Regions from separate parts of the Homo sapiens genome. Here region 2 is linked to region 1. Evidence: chromatin contacts called from ENCODE Hi-C or POLR2A ChIA-PET data. All regions are on one chromosome and are shown on one strand. The core of a region is the stretch at or near the end of the contact, and the rest is flanking DNA. Distances in the headings are between cores, read along the strand shown. Region 1 holds the start of EXOSC3 (exosome component 3). Region 2 holds the start of LINC01627 (long intergenic non-protein coding RNA 1627).

Region 1 (3,192 bases), core at 316-2,815:
CTTTGGGAGGCCAAAGTGGGCCTATCGCTTGAGGTCAGGCGTTCAAGACCAGCCTGGCCAGCATGGTGAAACGCTGTCTCTACTAAAAATACAAAAATTAGCCAGGTGCGGTGGTGCACTCCTGTAATCCTAGCTACTCGGGAGCCTGAGGCAGGAGAATTGCTTGAACCTGGGAGGCGGAGGTTGCAGTGAGCCGAGATGGTGCCACTGTAGTCCAGCCTGGGCGACAGAGCGAGACTCCGTCTAAAAAAAAAAATCTAAAAATTACGTTGGAAGCAGGTGCCTCAAAGAGATGAGCAGTAGAAAGGGAGGGCCGCTAAAGGCAATCGGTCAGTCACGGCCTCCCAGACCCTAGGAATTCTACCACTGCTGGAGAATCTGATCAAGCACTAATTGAAGGTTCGAGTTGACAGAGAAAACGGTGATTTAAAATAGAACCCCCAAAGTCAGATAGATGATTGGAATCTCTTTGGGTTTGGAATTCAACTGCTTCTCACGTGCGCAACTAAGTGTGCTCCAGGGAAATTTGAGTTACTGATATTCCAGGCCATGTAGGGCTATCGGAAGCATGTGAAATATGTATATTTGCAGGGGGAAAAAGTCTAGGGAGAAATACACACCAAAGGAATACATTCGTTCATTCATCAGGTATTACCTATTTCATGCCACACCTTGGGCTCTAAAGAATCAGAACTACAGTGTAGCAAGGGAGAAAAACGGGCAAGATTAAAACATCGTTTATTTTCTTCTTTTATTTTTCTCTGTGTTTTCTAAATGTGACTAGATCTCTAACAACCAAGAAGGTTTTATTTATTTTGAAAAAAACTACTTTTCCTGTTAAAAGGTCAGCCACTCTTCTGAGGGCGGAGTCGGAAAGAAGGTCCCATGAACCCACCTAGCGTCCAATTTCCCTTTTTTTTTTTTTTTTGACAGGGTCTCACTCTGTCCTCCAGACTGGAGTGCAGTGGCACCATCTAGGCTCACTGTAACCTCCGCCTCCTAGGTTCAAGTGATTCTCCTGTCTCAGCCTTCCGAGTAGCTGGGATTACACGTGCGTGCCACCACGCCCGGCTAATTTTTGTATTTTTAGTAGAGACAGGGTTTCACCATGGTGGCCAGGCTGGTCTTGAACTCCTGACCTCAAATGATCCACCCGCCTCGGCCTCCCAAACTTCTGGGATTACAGGCGTGAGCCACCGCGCCCGGCCCCAGCGTCCAATTTTCAAAGCCCCTCTGCTCAGCTTCCAGAGATCCCAAGAAACTCTTAAGTGGAAGTATCTCGTATCCCCACGATGCGACCGGTCACAAAACACGCGACCCGAGACACTGGAAGTGGAGGCTTTTCGATGGACCAAGCTGCGCGGTTTTCATACCGACCCGCGGCCAGGCTGTCAGATAGGTGGCCGGCCACAATCACTGCCACCTTGGACAGGGACCCGTGAGCTGACGGCCATCAAGCTTCATAAACTGGTCCGAATCCAACGGACCGCTACTGCCGGAAACGGAAAGTCCTCAAGGGCGGGTGTTGGAAGCGGAGCGGAAGCGGAAGGCGGGTACCGGAAACGGTGTTTGGTGGAGCCCGCGATGGCCGAACCTGCGTCTGTCGCGGCTGAATCTCTCGCGGGCAGCAGGGCGCGCGCTGCACGCACAGTACTAGGTCAGGTGGTGCTCCCGGGTGAGGAGCTGCTCCTGCCGGAACAGGAGGACGCGGAAGGCCCTGGGGGTGCAGTGGAGCGACCGTTGAGCCTGAATGCTAGAGCGTGCTCGCGGGTGCGCGTTGTATGCGGTCCGGGCCTTCGGCGCTGTGGGGACCGCCTGCTGGTCACCAAGTGCGGCCGCCTCCGTCACAAGGAGCCCGGCAGTGGCAGCGGCGGCGGTGTTTACTGGGTGGACTCTCAGCAGAAGCGGGTGAGCTGGGACTCCGGAGGGGTGGTGCGGCAGTGAGAGTGGTAGCCCTGCTTTGAGAAGACCTCCCAAAAGAAGAGAGGGACCCTGAGGCCCTCTTTTGTTCAGGCAAACCTAGAGCCACCGTAGTCTTGTGCCCACTTCTGCATGTCCTTTAGAGGGACCGTGAACAATAGGAACATAGCCTGAGAAGGGCGACCAGGAGAGAAAAACGTTTGGAGACCGTGAGTCATGATTATAGTCTTCAAAACCCCACAGCAGGCCTGCCGTTTGGAGTCTCAGAGGGCAGGACTAGGCTCAATGAGTGGATGTCATAGGGAGTTAATTTCTCCTAGAACAGGTAAGAATTTCATATAGAAAAAATTGTCTATGGAATGGGCTTCCTTGGTTGTAAGGATTCCTTTGCCACTGGACTTATGCCACAAAGCTAGAGACTTACTGGTTGGGGTGCCTAAGAGATAATGGAGTTTGGACTCAATTAACAGACTACCAGAAGCTGCACACCCGGCACTTTATGAAGTGATTTTCTTTTACCGAAAGTGGCATTTGATCAGATTTCTCTTTAATGACAATAAAGTAACCACAAAGGACTTGCTGAAGGTATCTTCCAATGGTATCTTGTCATTTATGGCTGTTTTTTCATTCTGTTTCTTTTTGTAGTATGTTCCAGTAAAAGGAGACCATGTGATTGGCATAGTGACAGCTAAATCTGGAGATATATTCAAAGTTGATGTTGGAGGGAGTGAGCCAGCTTCTTTGTCTTACTTGTCATTTGAAGGTGCAACTAAAAGAAACAGACCAAATGTGCAGGTAATTACGGGAGCCTTTGGTTTCAAAGAAACAAACATCCATTCCCTAGAACACTCACATATCCAGAAGGCTATCTGAATTGTCTCCAAAGCATGACCTAGATCTCTGAGCTTGTATATAATTGCCCCAGGCTCCAAGAGTTTCTTCAGATGCTCCAGGATCAGAGCCACATAATTATTATTATTATTTTTTACATTTACAATTTATTTTACATTGGCTACATTTGTTCTTGGGATGTTTCATTTCTACTGAGTTGAAAGGTTGTATCTATCATCGCCATTATTTGTTATGTCCATATCCTCTGGACAAGGATGTCTGCTGTAGGCTTAGAGGAGGGACAGGTGGTGCAAATTGACATTATCAGCTATCCATCCATCCTGGCTGTAGGTCCTAGGAGCTGATAGAGGAGTAATATTGTTACCTTGGGTTTTCAATTTGAGCTTTTCAGGTAGCATAGCCACACTCTTCTTGTCTATC
Region 2 (3,192 bases), core at 270-2,769, 390 kb after region 1:
GAGGGCATAGAGCCCTGACTCCAGAATTCCTGGTGTGCCCCCAGCTGCCCTAAGGGGTCCTGGCCCATGCCTTCTCTTTGGGCCTCACCTGTCAAATGCTAAGCAGATCCATGGAATGGAAGATGTCCACGCTTCCTCCTGGCCCTGATGAGCTAAGATGAGAATTAGAACAAAAGCGTGTGCTTTTAAAAAAGTAGATAGAGAATTAAAAATACAATCAAAAATCACACTCACTATTCCAAGATTAAAAACATTCTTTAGAAACTGGGCTTATTAGATGACATACTTCCTGCATTGTGTGGGAGGGGAGGGGGCCGGGTCACCGGCGCTCTCCATAGGGGGCAAGCAGGTGAAATGATTATGAAATATGTCAAGAAAATGGTCCTTTTTTCTCGCCAGGAGATAAGGAAAGGTAATTTGGTCTGTCAGTCGCGCACACAGAAGACGTCATGGTCAACTGCATTAATACTGAATACTTTGTCCAGAGTCACAGAGCTCAAAGAAATTACAGAATCTTTCTCCTGTGAATTCTGGCACTACTCTCAGCAGGCCTTTTCCCACCTGAATTCACAAGAGAGATTAATAATAAAAGGCAGGGCTGACGGTGGGACCAGAGCTGCTTTTCCTGGGACCCCCTCCTCCAGCCCACCGGTTCAGCCTCATCTCTTGCCACACCCTCCCCGGTCCGGCTTCAGCCCAACTCAATCCCAGCTGTCCTGCTCTCTCTTCTTCCTACGGGCTCCTCTCCCATAGACGCCAGTCAAAGCCCACCTGCCCAAGCCACCTCCTCTGGGACATCTCTCTCCAGTCCCGATCACCTCCCGTCTGACTGACGCTCCCTCTGCCCCCACGTGCTCACACTTCTTTTTGCAGTTGTTGTGAGGATTGTGTGTCCCTATCTCCCTTCCCCAAACACCCCAGACCTCCCCGAAGGACAGACTTGCCCAGCTGGCCTCTCCCACGGTGTCCAGCCCAGGGTCTGGCACTTCGCAGTGGAAGGGGTGAGTTCACGAGGCGTCTACAAGCTTTCTCTCTTCTGATCTAATAAAAGGGTATCTGTGGTAGATTCTTTCTTTTCTGTATTTTTTGACCTGGCAGGGGTGAAGATGTGTGGTTAGGGTTGGGAGTAGACATTGGGATGCTCTCTAAACCCGTTGTGAAGCTGTTAAATTGCAAGAAACCATCTTCCTCTCCACCCTCCATTCCCACCCTATTCCCACAGGGTGAACAGGAAGCGCCCACTCAGAGCCCTTATTCCAAAGGTGGAAAAACCTCTTCCCTTTGCTGCTTTTGGGGACTCATCAGTCTCTGGAACAATTAAACCTCTTTCAATGCAGTTATATTCCCTCATGTAATAAGTACTGCATTATTTTTAGACTGTTTTACCCAATTAATTTTATTATCAGTTAATTATGTATTACCACCTTAAGAAAATGAATATTTGCCCAGTTGCTTAAGCTAAATCATTAAATATGTATGAATTCCTTTCTTTAAATGTACACCTGTTATCTTTTACAGATGCAGAAGACGTGTTTGGAGCCATCTGTGCCTCTGAAACAGACCCCCATACAAAAGTGCTGTCTTGGCCCTACGAGACAGCTCATGTGGGGCTGGGAGGCACCTGGGAAGTGAGGCCCACAAACATGTCAGAGATCTCGGCCTCAGCGTAAGTGGGAGGGCCACTGTCCTAAGCACCAGCTTGGCAGAATCTGGGGTGAGGGGAGGTGGGTAGAGCCCAGAGCCAAATGCATGAAGGTGCATGAATACAGAGCAGCCCCTGGAGGGTGATAGTTTAAGAAACAAACCTCGAGGCTGGGTGCAGTGGCTCACATCTGTAGCCCACAGATTTGGGGGCCAAGGTGGGAGGATCATTTGAGGCCAGAAGTTTGAGACCAAGCTGGGCAACATAGTGAGACCCTGTCTCTGCAAAACAAAACAAAAGAAACAAAATTTAGCGAGGCCTGATGGTGCACACCTGTAGTCCAAATTACTCAGGAGGCTGAGGTAGGAGGATCCCTTGAGCCCAGGAGGTAGAGCCTGCAGTGAGCCAAGATCATGCCACTGTACACTGCACTCCAGCTTGGGCAACAGAGTGAGATCCTATCTCAATAAAAAAAGAAAAGAAACAAATCTTGATTGAGGTGGGCATGGTGGCTAACATGTGTAACCCCAGCACTTTGGGAGGCCAAAGTGGGAGGATCTCTTGAGCCCAGGAGTTCAAGACCAGCCTGGGCAATAATGTAGTGAGACCCCCATCTCTAATTAAAAAAAATTAGTCAGGCATAGTGGCACACAACTGTAGTGCCAGCCACTTGGAAGGCTGAGGTGGGAGGATCTCCTGAGCTCAGGAGATTGAGGCTGCAGTGACCTATGATTGTGCCACTGCACTCTGAACTCAGCAACAGAGCAAGACCCTGTCTCAAACAAAATAAAACAAAAAAGAAACTCCTCCTGCTGCCTCTGGGTGATTGGGCGCAAAGCTCCACAGAGGTCAGCACGTCCGGTCCCTATGGGACCCAGACTCACTGTGTGTGACCTGGGGCCAGTCAGCAGACTTAAGCAGCCTCAGGCCCCTGGCCTGCCAAAATATTGAGATTACAGGCATAAGCCACAGTGCTCAGCTGAGAATTTTCTTTTCTTTTCTTTCTTTTTATTTTTGAGACAGGGTCTCTGTCTGTTGCCCAGGCTGGAGTGCAGTGGTGTGATCACGGCTCACTGCAACTTCCACCTCCTGGGCTCAAGGCGTCTTCTCACCTCAGCCTCTCGAGTAGCTGGGGCCGCAGGTGTGTGCCACTATGACCAACTAATTTTTTAATTTTTATTTTATTTTTAGTAGAGACAGGGTCTCCCTATGTTGCCAGTATGGTCTCAAATTCCTGAGCTCAGGTGATCCTCCCACACTGGCCTCCCAAAGTGTTGGGATTACAGGTGTGAGCCACCCACTCAGGTGAGAATTTTCTTAATAACAAATTAGATGAGACATCCCAATTGTTTGTTGTAGTGAGATTTGATTATAATTCACTCAATAAACACCTAAGCACTTTCTTGGTTGGGTACGGGGGAAACAGTGATAAATCAGATTTAGTCTCTACCCCAAGGATCTCCCACTCTGATGGGGAGACAAGCATGTGTGTAAGAATATAAATTGAATATTCAATTTATATTCTTATATTCAATTTATATTATCATAAA

What was found. Hi-C counts contacts between places; a loop is a spot of excess contacts on that map. ChIA-PET counts read pairs that join two places held with the same protein, here RNA polymerase II (POLR2A). Pooled maps may share reads with other maps.
Region 2: POLR2A ChIA-PET joins it to region 1 with 10 read pairs in activated CD8-positive, alpha-beta memory T cell. The contact joins the promoter of LINC01627 here to the promoter of EXOSC3 in region 1. A Hi-C loop is called at or near these places in 2 of 50 pooled maps. POLR2A ChIA-PET finds 5 or more read pairs at or near these places in 2 of 52 experiments (K562 and activated CD8-positive, alpha-beta memory T cell).

The regions. Positions count from the first base shown.
Region 1 is chr9:37,783,437-37,786,628 of GRCh38, reverse strand. EXOSC3 (exosome component 3) reads left to right here and starts at 1,565. Exons shown (of 4, transcript NM_016042.4): 1 at 1,565-1,908; 2 at 2,566-2,715. The coding sequence starts at 1,585. RefSeq lists enhancers at 1,673-1,812, 1,310-1,825, 1,823-1,882.
Region 2 is chr9:37,393,121-37,396,312 of GRCh38, reverse strand. LINC01627 (long intergenic non-protein coding RNA 1627) reads left to right here and starts at 1,519. Exons shown (of 3, transcript XR_002956875.2): 1 at 1,519-1,666. It overlaps LOC124902153 (a long non-coding RNA gene), which reads right to left. Exons shown (of 3, transcript XR_007061478.1): 3 at 1-1,091. RefSeq lists an enhancer at 287-581.